Regions from separate parts of the Homo sapiens genome. Here region 2 is linked to region 1. The links are chromatin loops, found by intact Hi-C in ENCODE. Cell type or tissue: PC-3. All regions are shown on one strand.

What was found. Hi-C counts contacts between places; a loop is a spot of excess contacts. Peaks named below come from ENCODE experiments on the same cell type or tissue, not always from the same donor. Only the 100,000 strongest peaks of a DNase experiment are listed, where the experiment ranks them.
Region 2: it touches region 1 in a loop (10-fold over the local background); 3 of 110 quality-filtered maps call a loop at or near these places.

Annotation. Positions count from the first base shown.
Region 1 is chr5:83,414,925-83,422,924 of GRCh38, forward strand. No RefSeq gene overlaps it. Among named protein-coding and RNA genes, the nearest start is that of VCAN, 53 kb to the right of the region's middle. In PC-3, no CTCF peak of the experiment used is centred here; no DNase peak of the experiment used is centred here; H3K4me3 peaks cover 1,234 bases; H3K27ac peaks cover 420 bases.
Region 2 is chr5:83,277,962-83,285,961 of GRCh38, forward strand. The region is part of intron 7 of XRCC4 (X-ray repair cross complementing 4); the gene reads left to right. It also overlaps the pseudogene COQ10BP2. Among named protein-coding and RNA genes, the nearest start is that of VCAN, 190 kb to the right of the region's middle. In PC-3, no CTCF peak of the experiment used is centred here; a DNase peak (open chromatin) is centred at 3,890.

The DNA.
Region 1 (8,000 bases):
AAACTCAAAAGTCACCAAGAAATCTTTCCTCTGCCTTTCCCAACCAGTGCTTCCTACTGAGTATGTTTCTTTTGAAGCCAGGATAACTTGCTCTGTTGCAGTTTCAGAAAATAGTGTGAAATTAATTTTTATCATCACCAAGAACTGGAGTTCAAGCACAAGCCTCCCACGCAAATTGTCCATCCAGAGTTGTTGTAAACCCAGAACTGGGTCATGAGTCTCAACAAATGCAGGCACTCTGGGAAGCAGGGAAAGTTTAGACTTTGACCAATCATACTAGCAATGACTTAACTTCAAGGAGCTCAGTACCAAGAAAGAGACAAACAAGGCTGCCCAAAGTGTATTCTGCTGAATGGCAACACCACTGAATATTGAGAGGTATTATGTTTAAAAGGACTCCATGGACATAGTGTGTAGAAATGCCTAAATTTATTTATCTAAGGAACCTATTAGTGTGTGTGAGGATGGCATGTTAACAGACCAATGCTCTATAAAACACACCTTGGGAAATATTGGGGTATGGCATGAGGAGCCCCATTTGAAATAAGTTATCTGCAGGAAATAAAGAGGGTACAAGAGAGAACATTTGTTTCTTTGTATCCATTTTTGTTTGGAAGTATTGTTTTGAACAATTGTTTAGATTGAAATAATAATAACATTTTTGCATCGCATGTAACATTACCTTTTCCAGAAGTTTCATCTTCATTTCTTCTTTTTATTGCCAAGGAACCCTGTGATGGTACTTCAGGTAGCTGTATTCAATTTTACAAGCTGTATTCAATTTTACAGTTGAGGAAACTGATACATAGAGAAGGTGAATGCCTTTTGCACTCAGGATAGGCTAAGTCAGGGGATCAGAAAACTAGGCCACACAGGCCAAATCTGGCCCGCAGCCTGTTTTTGTACAGTCTGGAAACTAACGGTATATATATATATATACACACACACACACATATATATGTATATATATACACACACACATATATATGTATACATATATATACACACACACATATATATATGTATACATATATATATATACACACACATATATATATATGTAAGGTAATAAACCTTTAAAGAGGAAGAGAAAAGAAAAGAATATATGACAGAGATCATATGCGGCCCACAAAGCCTGAAGTATTTACTGTCTGGCCTTTTACAGAAAAATTTTGCCAGCCCCCGGACTAGGTTATACGGTTATGCTCTGGTAACAAACAATACTCATACCTCAGTGATTTTGCCCAACAATATATATTTCTTGCTGATGCCACATGCCCAAGTCAAGGTGTCAGGAGTCTCTGCTTATCCGTATCACTTAGGAACCTGAGCCGCAAGAAACTTCATGTCATTATGTGCCCCATGGTCACCTCTGCAATAAGAAGGAGATGTGATGAGCTGCGTACTGGCTCTCAGAATTTCCACCTGGGTGTGAAACGCTCCACTTCTGCTCATAGTTCACTGGCCAACCAAGTCACATGAACTCATCTAACTTCAAAGGGGTGGGGAAATACAACCTTACCTTATGCCTGGAAGAATGAAATCCAGAAATATTTGGTGAACAACAGTATTAATACTGGATACATGTGAATGTGAGTGTGTGAGAGAGAGATATATAGAGAGAGTGAGTGTGTATGTGTGTGTGTGTAGAAAGCTAGTTCAGAAAGTGAGGTGTTGGAATCCATAGCCTCTGAAATCTTTATTGATTTTCTTCATACATATGTGTAAGATATATATATAGTGATATGGCTTGACTCTGTGTCCCCACTCAAATCTCATCTCGAATTGTAATCTCCACAAAGTTCCTCCTTCGCTCCTGTCTCACTTGCCACCATGTGAAGAAGGTGCTTGCTTCTCCTTTGCCTTCCACCATGATTGTACATTTCCTGAGGCCTCCCCAGCCACGTGGAACTGTGAGTCAATTACACCTCTTTCCTTTTTAAATTACCCAGTCTCAGGTATTTCTTTATAGCAGTGTGAAAATGGACTAATACATATAAGAACCTCTATTATATATGGATATGTAGATTTCTCTATTTTTACATATTGAATTCTTATAAATATATCTACTATATATTCTATATTGAATTCACATATATAAATATATATAATAGAGATCTCTCCATAGCTATGTATTTATCTATAGATATATATTATACATATATTGAATAATATAAAATTCAATATATGATCTATAGAATAGGATTCTGTATATATAGTAGAGATCTACCTATCTATCTCTTTGTGTATAGAGAGATGGAAAAATGAATCAATCAGGTTTCACCGGACATGGATGTCGGGTTTCAGGTGTGTGTACATGCATGTGAGCATACTCTACATTATGCTGTTGATCACCAAATATACATACAGAGCGCACATAAGAGAGAGGTGTATGCGTGTATGTAATCAAGACTCCATTATGTACAAGTTACAAAACGAACGTGAAAAAATAAATTTAAACTTTCTTTTGAAATGTAGTTTTCTAGTGTTAAAGGATTTAACATTTCTTGGCTTACAACAGTGTACATTGTCTTATGTTAACATGTTCCCTGCAAAGCTGTTTAAAAATTAAATAATACAATTTTTACTTTAAATATCACAACTTTGGGGAGTTCTTTTCCAAAAGAGAAGAAAAGAAAGAAGGAAGAAACTTCTAGTAATGTGAATAATCAGCTTCTAGTTACATCTTTGAAAGCTGGAGCTTGTGTGTAATAAAATGCTTAAAATAAAGGTGTCTCAATTTTTTAAGCAGCAAGAAAATACTTGGAGAATTAAAAGACAATATATATTAGCATTAGAAGAAAACCTACAGATGATTCTAGTCTACCTTCCTTATTTTATCGATGAAGATGGTGAAATTAGTAATGACAGATCCAAAGTGCAAGGTTCTTAGAAGTTTTTTAGTTTTTGGATTCTCTCTCAACCATATACTTCTCTTAGATTAAACCTTTTTTTTTCTCTATGTAAAAGCACTGTATCATTTTCAAATCATGGTCAATAGATTTTTGGATGATTTCATGTTGAAAATTATTGCTCTGTGTGACAAAGGGAAGCCTGCTTCCTCTATCCCAAGAACAGTCTACTTGGTTTTTAGAAGGCATTGTGAATGTACAGCATCCTTACTGCACGGCTGCATGCACAAGGCCAAGCTGTCTCTGAAAGAATTCCACACCTGACAGGATGCTGGCCACACCTTTCTTGGCTCAGAGACAAAGCAAGGAAATTGTGGAAGGTAAGTAATTGAAGAAATCATTTTCTTCCTCTTCATGTATGCTTCTTTTCTTGGATCTGGGATTATTGGTGGGCTTATTTTTTGTCTCTTTCCATCTTTGACACTTTCTTTTTACTTAGGAGATGCCAAATGAGAGACACATAAATTATGAGGTTTTTTTTTTTTAAACCCTGCAATTGACCATTGCATTGGTGTATGCTTTGTCATTTGCAAGATTCACAAATAACACAATTCCTGGTGTTGGGGGGCATCCTAAAAGGGACAATTTCTTTTCAGAATAATAAATCACAATATTTAAAGGGAAGAGATCTTGTGAAAAAGCTATGAATGGAAGAGTCCAAGCCTGGCTTCCATCTGTGTTTGGGGAACAGTTAACAGCAATGTGTGGGAAGTCAAACAAAAATGGAGAGCCGAGATCTTTGCTTTTTAAAACAAGGATGTTTGTTTAAGAAAAGTATGTGTAGGGGAAGAAGGGGGAGGGCTGTGGCTCCTGTGAGAGAAAGGGGACATGGGGAGACACATGTCAGCATTTCAAAGGATTTTTGTGCATGCAGGATAGTAAATAAATTGAAGAGGCAATTTTTATAAAAAATATTTGCCCAGTCAAAGCGGGAAGTCAGTGAAATTGTAAGGTTGCTGCTGAGTAGTTAAATCCTCAGGTACGGCTTGGCTTGTGACCGTCACTACTATCCATCTCAGTTGGCTTCTCGGGGCTTTTCCATCTTTTCTCTGAGAGTCTCCGTATTTCCATTCAGCTCCTGGAATTGACCTGTATCGCTGAGAAACGTGATTAAGCTGCTTTAAAAAGCCTCTAATTTCCATCTTGCGAAAGAAAAATATAAATGCAAAGATGGTGCCATAGCTACTAGCTCCGTTTCAAGGCGTCTGGGTGTCAGACATCAGAATATAAATCAGGGAAGGCATTTTACCAGATAGTGTACATTGTGATGAATAAAACACAGAGGAAACGGGGACTTCATAAAAATAAGAAGTACAAATATCCAGTCATGAAAGGTACATATTTGTTAAAGATTATGCCTATTGAAATGATGAGTTGGAAGAATCATTTTATGTGACTTTACAGGCTCATGAATATAAATGACTTTATTGGCCCATGAATATAAACAACTTAAAATATGACAAATATATTCTTTAAAAGGAGTTAGCTATCTCTTTAGGTTTTCATTATCTTTCAAAGAGAAACAAATTTAAGAATCTTAGCTTTTCACCAATGAAATTACAGTCTGATTCTCTACGAAGTTATGAAAATGGTAAAGAAACTTTAAAAGATCTTATCTCCACATATACAAACATTTCTTATTTGTGTAAATTCAAGTTAATATATGAATGTAAAAGCATAGTTCATATTTGTAGTGAAATTGAACTTCTTTCAAAGAAAATATCTCAACATATAGAGTATCAATCAATTTCAGAAAATAAAAAGTCTTCAAGCTTTACATATTGCAAGCTTGAGATATTGTGGGATCATATTTAATCAGTGATGGGTTAATGTTCTAAGCAAACTGTAATTAAAAATAAATAGGTCTGTAAGCTACCTAATCCTCAAGTGTGCCAAATGAGGCAAACATTTCACTTCTGTAAAAATAAACTTCTAATTCTAATCTAAAGCACTAGTTGAGCCTCCCATCAAGGAATTTTGTGATGTTTGTTCATGTATCTAAGATACTTTTTTCAGACTTATGAATATTTATGAACCACAAGGTTCAATCCAGTATTATAAGAAGTAAGAGGTAGTGTCTTCTAGACGTAAAGGATGCTTATAATTCTACTGTGTCTCCAGATACTCACTGGCATCTTGTCATGCTTGAATGAGCCATTCAAAATAAAGCTGCCGTCTAATCGAAGTACCTGAAGTGCAAAAATGTGAGAAGAATTTAATGAAGCATAAATTGTCATTTGGTTGAAGATACAGACCCCTTTACTGTAGCACAATTAAATACAACATAATGGAGGCTTCTGTTCATGAATCCCAATCGCCTTCTGTTTTGCAGACAGGAAAACTACAAGATCAATTAATGTCTTTATTGTGGACTGTGGTGCATGGAGAGTAAATGTGTTCTCACCCTCTCTCTTTTCCCCATCCTTCCCCCAACGAGGCACACATTTTGTATGTGTTTACAATTAAGAATTTGTCATGTATAAGACACTGTGTTCAATGCTAGTGGGAAATCTAAGATTAATCAAATGGCCCCACTATCTACAGAAAACAATAGCCTTTATCAAATACCAACAGGCTGTTTTATTTTTTTAAACAAAAAAGTTATTATGCAGCTCTCTAAGCTAAGACTGTGAAAGTCCCAGGCGTTGAAATTTGGAGCAAATATAGTGGTTCAATGAAAAAAAAAATCAAGCTATTTTAGGGATAATGAACTTTCCTGATTGTGAACTATGTTGAATTTCTCAGTCGTACGAGTGAGTCCATGGGGTAGCTATGGGCATGAAAGTGAGTGGTTTAATAATTGAGGGCAGAGGAAGCAGAGGGCTGTGGGAAGATTAACAAGAGTCAAGTATACGCACTCTCCACTTATAATTCTGCAGGAACCAGGAAGGAAATGGGAATGACAACTGGCTGAGAGAACATCAAAGTCCAGGAATGGAAATGGCAGCTGGCTGAGAGGTCAGTCAGGTTCAGAAAATGAGATTAGCAACTAAGAGATCTAAAAATCTACGAATAGCATACTAAACAATTTGCTCATGCATTCGTCATTTTAGAAAATATTTCTTGAGCACCTATGTATGTAAAGTGCTTTGCAGGCCAGTCGCTAGGTATATAGGTATATAGTATCTTCCTCATGCCCCCTTAAATCAAATTTGTAATTAAGTTCTGTCAATTTTACTTTTGAAATATTTCAAATGATTATTTATTTCTCTCATTCTTCACTTACAACATTTTGGTACGAGACACTATTACCTGCCAACAAGCCTACTTGGAAAAATCTAGTTGGTCTTCCCGCATCCACTCTCACCCCTTCCAAACTTCCCCCATATTGCAAATGGGTAGATTTTTAAAATGTTATTTTGATCAAGTCACCATTCAACCCCACCCCAAATTCATTCTATTAAATCCCATTGCTCTGAGAATGACGATCAGAATCACTTAGGTCGCATAAAGCTATACGGTCAGAATCTTTCAGTTCTCCACCCCATCTCAAACCACTAGCTGACTCCCTCTCCCTCTGCCATCCAACTGCATTAGCCTTTTAAAGTTCCTAAAGCAACTCTTGACCCATTCAGCCTTCGTATATGCTGTTCATGTCATCTGGACCAAACCTCTTCCACTAACTTAGTTAAACCCTGATATTGTTTGCCTGTATGCCCACCCAAATCTCATCTTGAATTGTGGCTCCCGTAATTCCCATGTGGTGTGGGAGGTAATTGAATCATGAGGGCAATTTCTCCCATACTGTTCTTGTGGTAGTGAATAAGTCTTACGAGATCTGATGGTTTTATAAGGGGAAACCCCCTTCACTTGGGTCGCATTGTCTCTTGTCTGCCACCATGTAAGATGTGCCTTTTGCTTTCTGCCATACTTGTGAGGCCTCCCCAGCCACGTGGAACTGTTAGTTCATTAAACATCTTTTTCTTTATAAATCACCCAATCTCAGATACGTCTTTATCAGCAGCATGAGAACAGACTAATACAAACCCCATTCATTTTTCAGATCTCAGATTCAGGGAACCCTTTCCTGACTACCTCAGAGTAGGTCAGGTTGTTCTGTTGTATGCCTTTGTAAGCTGATATGGCTTGGATTTGTGTCGCTGCCCAAATCTCATGTCAAATTGCAATCCCCAATGTTGGAGGAAGGGCCTGCCGGGAGGTGATTTGATCATGGGGGCAGATTTCCCCCTAGCCATTCTTGTGATAATGAGTGAGTGTTCATGAAATCTAGTTGCTTAAAAGTGCATAGCACTTTCCCCTTCACTTTCTTCCTCCTGTTCTAGCAATGTAGGATTCACCTGCCTCTCCTTTGCCTTCCGCCGTGATTGTAAGTTTCCTGAGGCCTCCACAGCCATGCTTCCTGAACAGCCTGCAAAACTATAAGCCAATTAAACTTCTTTTCTTTAAAAATTACCTAGTCTCAGGTAGGTTTTTTTTATAGCAATGCAAGAATAGACTAATACATAGGCAGAACACTTATCTCTACTTGTAATTTTTAATTATTTATTGTGAGTATTAGAATAATATCTATTTTCCCCAGAAGAGCGTTAACACCACAAGGGCAAAGACTGTGTTTGATTTTGCTCACTTGCCTGTCCCAGCAGCACAGCACCTAGCACAGCACCTAACATGTAGTAGGTAGTCTATAAATATTTGTTGAGTAATTGAGTAACATAGCTGTAAATGTGTGCTGTACAGCTCAGTGGAATAAACAGTGGAATAGACATGAGCTAAGACAATCCATTAGGGCTAAATTTCTGCCTCAAGAAAAGCAATATGCCTTTAGAACTTTTGGGTCCCCAAACCTGAAATACTTATTGGGGCATCCCATCATAAACCAAAAACCATTGCTTTTAATCATGAGTACTGAGTGGTTTTAATCATTCTAGGAAATATTTCCTGAAATGTGCTGAGCATATTATTGATTTGAATTTCTCAAGGGGAAAAATATTTTTTTCTTGGTATTGACATAAATTTAGAAACCCAATTTTTAAATGATTAACAATGATGAGTGAAGCAAGGATGATATTTCTATACCTACAATTTTTCTAAATAAGTCAATGGCTCTCTATTCCCTCAGTCTCAGTC
Region 2 (8,000 bases), 140 kb before region 1:
TAATATTTTGTTTAATAAAGAAAAATACATCATTTTCAAGCAGGTAGTAGGAGTAGGTTTTGTTATTTACAGAGCTATTCAACAAACGCTCTTTTATTAGCTCATCAATTTGCCAGTCAGACAAATGGAGTCAAGCTCCCATCCAGGAGGTTAGGAGAGAAAACACTCAGATTTCACATCACTTCACCCCACCTAATGACTTCACTTTCCATTTGACTTGTTGTCTGGCTCTGTTAATTATTGAACTAAAAAAATGTACTAACCAGATTGAAGCGGTAGTCTTCACTCCCACTAAATATGCAGAGATTAACCACAATGCAGATGATCTGGAAACATAAATTAATTTTGGTCATAGAATTTTTGAGGTAGAAGTATAGTAAGAAAGACTTTTCTTTACTAAATATTTAGTGGTCTCTGTCTTAGTCCATTTTTACTGCAATAATAAAACACCACAGTCTGGGTCATTTATAGATAATAGAAATTTACTTCTCACAGTTTTGAAGGCTGAGAAGTCCAAGATCAAGGTTCTGGCATTGTGTCTGATGAGGGCTTTCATGCTGCATCTTCACAAGGTTAAAAAAGACAAATGCTATGTCTTCCCATGATGGAAGGCAGCAGCGCAAAAAAGCGCCTAAACTAGTTTTCTCTAGCCCCTTTTTTAACTGTACAAAAAATAAATAAGTTAACATTATTAAGTTACTACTTCAGTCCTTATGTTGTTTTTTAAAAATAATCAGTTTGAGGCCAGGCGCAGTGGCTCATACCTGTAATCCTAGCACTTTGGGAGGCCGAGGTGGGTGGATTACCTGAGCTCAGGAGTTTGAGACCAGCCTGGGCAACATGGCGAAACCCTGTCTCTACTAAAATACAAAAGAAATTAGCTGAGCGTGGCGACGTGTGCCTATAATCCCAGGTACGTAGGGGGCTGAGGCAGGAGAATTGCTTGAACCGAGGAGGCGGAGGTTGCAGTGAGCCGAGATCGTGCCACTCCACTCCACCACTCCACTCCAGCCTGGGCGGCAGAGCAAGACTCCATCTCTACCAAAAAAAAAAAAAAAAAGATATATATATTTTATAATATATTATATATTTTTATAATATATATAATAAAATATAATATATTATAAAATATATATAATATATATTTATATCTATATCAGTTTGAAACACATTATTGAAAGTGAATACACACAATAAATTGAAAAATAGGGATGCATAGTGCTGGATACATATCAATCAACTTATCTTCATCTGTTGCCTGCTGTTGTAGACAAAATTTGACACACAATTAGCATATTGACAGAGCAGCCAGAATACATAGGAGAAAGTGGCAAACTACTAGAAATGTAGCTTAGCTCTGGATCCATCACCAAAAATAATAAAAATAAAAATAAAAAAATTCATTGTTTATCTGGGAGCTAACCGCACTATGGCACTGAATTATCTACTACTCACAAAACAATTTTTAAAATACCAAAAGTGCCAGAGAACCTTCATTAACAGTGTTTTTAAGTCAAAGTTTTTACTTTAAATATGTGATGATTACTCAAATACCCTAAGCCATTTGGCAGGCCCTATCACAATAAGTTACAAATAGTCTGAATTTAATAACTTAAATGTGATATGGTTGCTGTAATATATACTGTGTGAATATCTTAACCTCTTTCAGGTAGTTGATAATTAAAAGATTTAAATTTACAGTTTCAATTTCTGCTTAGAAGAATGATGTCAGTATTCTAGCAATAGTGATGGCATCCCATTATTGTAAATGCAGAAAATGATAATGTCTGTACAAGTGAATCTATATTCTATGTGAAAGTTTTCAATGGTGCAAGTTTATAACCAAAGCTGGGTTTAACAGATGCTTTCTGACTTCTGAAAACATCATAAAAATCCTTCCTAAAGTGAACAAACTAAAGTTACAAGTAGGTGACACCAGTTGTTTTTTCCCTTTATGCGTGATGAACTTCATGAAGCATTAACTCCTGAGGTATATTTATTTCTGGACTATACAACTTACATCCTCTTCTTTCAAGGCAGCTACCATCTGCTTTACAACTTCATCAAAAAACAATGTGGCAAGCTGAGAGTGTAGAAGAGATTGCAATTCAAAAGAAATTGAAAAATCAGAGGTACACATTTTTCAGTAGCCTGGAAGACCTGGGCTAAAACACCAGTCTCCAAATGATCGAGAAGTTTCCCATCAATACAGGATGCCTTTCCAAAATGAGGTTTCACCAAGGTTACTACTGATGTATATTGCCCCAACACAGGTGGAAACCCAATTTCTAATTGTGTTTTACAATATCCGGATGTCTTTGATACTACATTTGATGTTTTACACCAAGGAATGAAATGCTTGTAATCCTCTATTCCTGATACTAGATCATGCATTTCCTTCATGTTTCTTGAATGTCTTAAAATTCTTCTCTCTGAATATTCTTTCCTTTTGTTTATTAATGGTGCCGCAATTTTGAAGAAAGTTCTTGCACATATCTCCTTAGGCAAAATTGAGGTATGTAGTAGAAGAGTTCTGCTCATCAGTATACCACAGGAAGCTAAATATCTGACATTCTGCACAGGCCCCTGCACTGGAGCCCACACTCCGACCACTGTAGCCGACTTCAGATGGCATCCCAAGACCACCCTTCTCAAGGCTGCCTGACCAGTCCAAGCTACCATGATAGACTCCTCTCCAGCCCTTTTATAAGACATGAATCCATTCATAAGGGCAGAGCCCTCATCACTTAATTACTTCCCCAAAAGGCCCCACCTCTTAATATCACCTCATTGGGGATTAAGCTTCAACATGAATTTTAGAAGGTCACCATCATTCAAACCATATCAATCTGTTTATCTGTTGTTTAGTTGTAAACTGGCATAGAAAGCCAAATGAAGTATGAGGGGCTTTATTCATGGTCACTGTATTTGCCCACTGTGTATCTCATCAGGATTTCTCTACATATCCTCTTTCCTGGAGTTTCTTTTAGTGCAAGGTTTACCTACGCTACATGATAGCTATAGGAAAAAATCCTGGTATTTCAAGCTAATGTTTGTGAAGAACATCCCCTGTATCTTAAGACTTGCATAATAAATAGCATTCCACTCAAAAGACATCTTGCAATACTGGTATAGTTAGCTATAAGAATATCAAGCAATATAAGGTAGGAGACCTGGGTTCAGGTTTCAACTGTGTAATTTACTAAACCATATGACTTTTTAACCTCTTTCAAATCTGTCTCCTTCTTTCCATGCCTCCTTCACTGCTTTGATTTAAGCCCTTCTTACATAGCTCCCTTTCAGACTTGACTCCAATACAGCTGCCAGAGTGATCCTTCTAAGATGTTAATCAGTGTCAAGTCTTTTTAATGAGTCCCTACAGTTCTCAAGATAAAGTTCAAACCCCTGAATTTAGTATACACAGGCTTTCATGAGCTGCACTTTCCCTAACTCCCTAGTCCTAAGATTGTAAAGTGAGACAGGCTGTTAGCAAAATGCAGCTCACATATGTGTTCGGTCGAGTTTGCACTGTTTTTTGTTTTGTTTTTTTTTTTTAATTTTGTACCATCATTAATTTAAAAATTGAAACCTTTTATGGCTTTGGAAACTGGAAGATATTCCCTCACATGGTGGCAATTGGTTATACTGACTGTTCTCTTTAGAATGGACATTCACTCTTAAATTTACTACAGTTTCCACCCACAAAGTTTTACCCCCTTATGTAACTTGTGGGCAATTTGCATTCACCTCTGGCCTCATCTCTAACCACTTTTTTATGTTCATCATTTATAGCACTGAACTATGCCAAATTCCTCCAATGTTGTCTGACTACCTTTGCCTGGAATTCTCTCCTGCCCTTTTCATTTCTTTGTCTCACTAAAAGTGCCAAGTAACAAAGGTATTCCCCCCAAAAAGGGGACTGTCTGCTTTTGATTAGCTACCTTCTATAGAAGCTGACTGCCTGGACAGATCATTGTCCAAAGACAACAAAAAGCTCATCCATTAGTCACCCAGTGGCATTTAACAGGAAGGAAATATTGGTGCTTCAAGGAGGGCATTTATTTAGCCTTAATACTAGCCTATTTGGCATCATAAATAAGAGAAAGAAAAGATGAAGAAATATGTCAGAAATAGATTCTGATTCAAATGCTACAATTGGGGTTAGTTACCATTAAATAGCAAAATAGAAAATGGATGACTCCTATGGCAAATGGTTTGGGGAGAGACAATGTCGAAGTTGCTTGGCATGACAATGAGTGCCTTAAAACCGTTTGGCCTAGAAGTTTCATCTGCAGGAATTTATCCAAGGAAAATAACCAGGAATGTACGCAAATAACTGAATGATATTTATAATAGCAAAAAAAAAGAAGCAATGTAAATGTCCAACATTAGAAAATTGGTTAAGTCATTAGTTTTTAGACAGTACTTCTTAAAGTATAGGATTCCATAGGAGTGTGTTGATAACCATGTCAGAAAAGCCACAGGCTCTTCATCACCACTTCAATCAGAGTAGTTTCAGTTTTATGTGTTGTACATATTAAGGTTCCATGTGAGACTTTGTTTAGAAAAAAAAAAATCCGATCATAAAAATAAAAATTTGAGCCAGGCATGGTGGCTCACACCTGTAATCCCAGCACTTTGGGAGGCCAAGGCAGGTGGATCACGAGGTCAGAGATCGAGACCATCCTGGCTAACACGGTGAAACCCCATCTCTACTAAAAATACAAAAAATTAGCCAGGCATGGTGGCAGGCGCCTGTAGTCCCAACTACTCGGGAGGCTGAGACAGGAGAATGGCACGAACCCGGAAGGTGGAGCTTGCAGTGAGCCGAGATTGCGCCACTGCACTCCAGCCTGGGCGACAGAGCAAGACTCCATCTCAAAAAATAAAATAAAATAAAATAAAAATTTGAAAACCACTGGACTCTGTAAATTCTAGTAACTTATACGACAATATATATTTGGAAACATGTATGTTAACAGCTCAGTTATCTTTGGGTAGTGACTTTTTTGTTTGTTTGTTTTTGCTTGGATTTTTCTGTGTTTTCCATATTGTCTACAGCGAACATGGTACTTACTATAGCCAGACCAAAAAAAAAAAAAAAAGGTTTTTGCAAAAAAACAAAAAAGGAATTGACAACAAATAGTCCACAAGCCACTGAAAATTCTTCAGCTTACCATTTTTGGCATTCAAATAATAGGTTTGTAAACCTGCTGTAGCTATGAAATGTTTCCTACTAAGTATAGGTTATAAAGAACGTTGAAGATACAGTTCAACACCCTCATTTTACATTTGAAGAAACTATGTCCAAAATGTTTCACTTTGTCGAAGCTAGAGCTGGGACCTCATGGTCTTCTGATTCCATTGCCTTTTCTGCTATCCACCTAATTTATAAAATGTATATTCATAATTCTCATTTCTTCCATTTATGTCTACCTAGTTGGAGCATTCATCATTGTGTTACTACTTTTTCCTTTGAGTGAAAACTATTATTTTTGAGGTGCCAGTGATCAAATTTCTCTGTTTAAAAAACTTTGTCACAAACCTAGAACATTAAAACAGGTCCAAAAGCTCTCATATAACTAATTGTTCTGATATACACAATTGGAATTTTATAATTGACTTTATTCCACTAATTCATTAAATGTGCATGTTTAGTCAAATTTATAATTTGGAATTGAACTAAATTGACTCCAAATATTCTTACTGTTTTCATTCTCTCTTGGCATCTACAAGGAAGACATTAGAACATGTTCCATGTGCCCCACCTTCCTTCTCAGACATGAATGTACTTGTGAAGCACTCTGTCTTGTATTTTAGGGTCTTAACTCATCTCGGAGTTATCTTACTATGATCACATTGATCTAACCCCCAAAGTAATGGATCTGTGTAATATTTTCTACATATGTATGTGTGTCAGGACTTTCCCATGGTTTCTTTCGCATTTTAATGTTGAGAAGTGAAAACTGGGTATCCAGTCAAGCTTGGAGAGTCTGAAGAAATAGTATGAGGTAATGTGTTTCAAATAAAGGAAAATGAGAAGATTCATAAACTTAAGTCACTTCCCAAAAACCTTCTACCAACCCAGAGCAAAAAAAAAAAAAAAAAAAAAAAAAACGAATAATTCATGATGAAAGGTAATCAAATACATAAAATACATAGAGGTTTTTAAGGTGAAATTGATATAGTTTGTTATTGATGATCCTATTCATGAAAAAACTTAGAAAAGAGGGATTTTGTAGAGCACTCTTTTCATTTGATGTTTAATTCTTCTGGTAAAAAGGGAAGTCCATATACCCAATAACATATTAGATCTATAACCAACCACACAATATTGTACCTTAACTCAGTGACTAAGAATTTTTTTAACCATTTTCTCTAAGAATCCTAATGTTTTAATTTGCTTAAAATGTTAATCTTTCAGATGTGTATCTCATAGAGAACATTTTGCTTAAAAGAATTGTAATTAAAACTGAAATCATTTATAAAGTTGTTTGTACCAAAATAATTCCTTTGAACATCACATGTAGGAAATTTGGGGTGAATTTTTAAATATTTTTAAATGTCATAGTTTTATGACCTCTTCTGATTTAGTCATTCTCATTGTTTTAATGCACTTGGGCTGTTGTTCATTTACTCTAGGATTGAGCATAGAAGCTCATAGATGTAAAATGGAATTTGATTTGTAAACAATCAATTTAATAACTTGAATTTCATGTAAATATATTTTCTCATGATTAAACCTTTGTTGACATAATATGTCAGTGTTTCCAAGGAAGCATTCACATTTAGGAGTAACTATGCTATTAGCTAAAAATTTCAATATAGAAATATTATTGTGACACCTCTTAAAGTTTTAAGTTAAATACTTATATACTATTAGAATAGCACTACCTGATTATTTTCTAGATAATATTTAAGAATAATATTTTATGTATATATTAAACAGTAGTTTTCAAAGCACACACAGATTATTTCATTTAGTTTTGACATACACCCTGGGAAAGACAGAAATGAGGAAGATTATTTAAAAATTAGGATAGTGAGATTAGTGACAGACTCAAAATTTCATGGCTGTTATTTGATAGGGCAGGCCTAGAACCTGGTGCTTGCCCAGGATTATTTCTGCTTATCTTTTAACCTCTATAAATGAAGACATATACCCTAGAATTGTTTACAGCTTAATAAAAAGCAAGTTGCAGAATTGTACATATGTTCTAAAGCAAATAATATAAACAAAAAATACCAAATATTTTCCATTGTTACCTAAATAAATGTGTAGAAGTTTACATATAAACTGTTAAGATTGGTTATCTCTGGGGTATGTGGGGCTGGAATTGACACTGAGGGGTGTTTCAAAGGGGGTTCTAGCCTTATCTGAAATACAATCTAAATATATTTCTGTATGGCTTGTGAAGTTAAAAATTTTTCATTTAACTTTAAGGAATATACAGGTAGACTATGAGAGTTACTGAGCTATACCAGGAAGGAGTGGGAATGGATAGAGAGGTACATGGAAGAGTCGCTGCTGTTTCATGAATAAAAACAGGTCATTACACTGTCTTTGGAATCCCTATGTAATTATTTTATGTCTTGTTGTAACCTACTGGTTGACAGAAATAAAGGAATCAAAAGAGTGTCTTTTCAGAATCATTCTAATTTGTTCATAGTTTTGGGAAATATTCCACAAAGATAAACTGGCCATGGTGCCATATTGTGCAACTAATTAATATCGGTCAAGGGGGGGTTGTTTGTTTCATTGACAATAGCACTGGTAAATTAAAAGTAATAAATTCAGTTGAAAACCACGTGTAATTCTGAGTCGTATATGTTCTGATCCCATTGGTAACTCCTTTGGGCTTTGTTCAGCGGGGCGGAGGCATGGTTCATGATTCCCTCCACTGTCACTTCACCCTCCTGGAATGTAGCAACTGATTTTCAAAAGCTGAAACCATGACTTTTCACAGGAGCTTGTTATTCCTTTTTTCAAAGTTTATTTG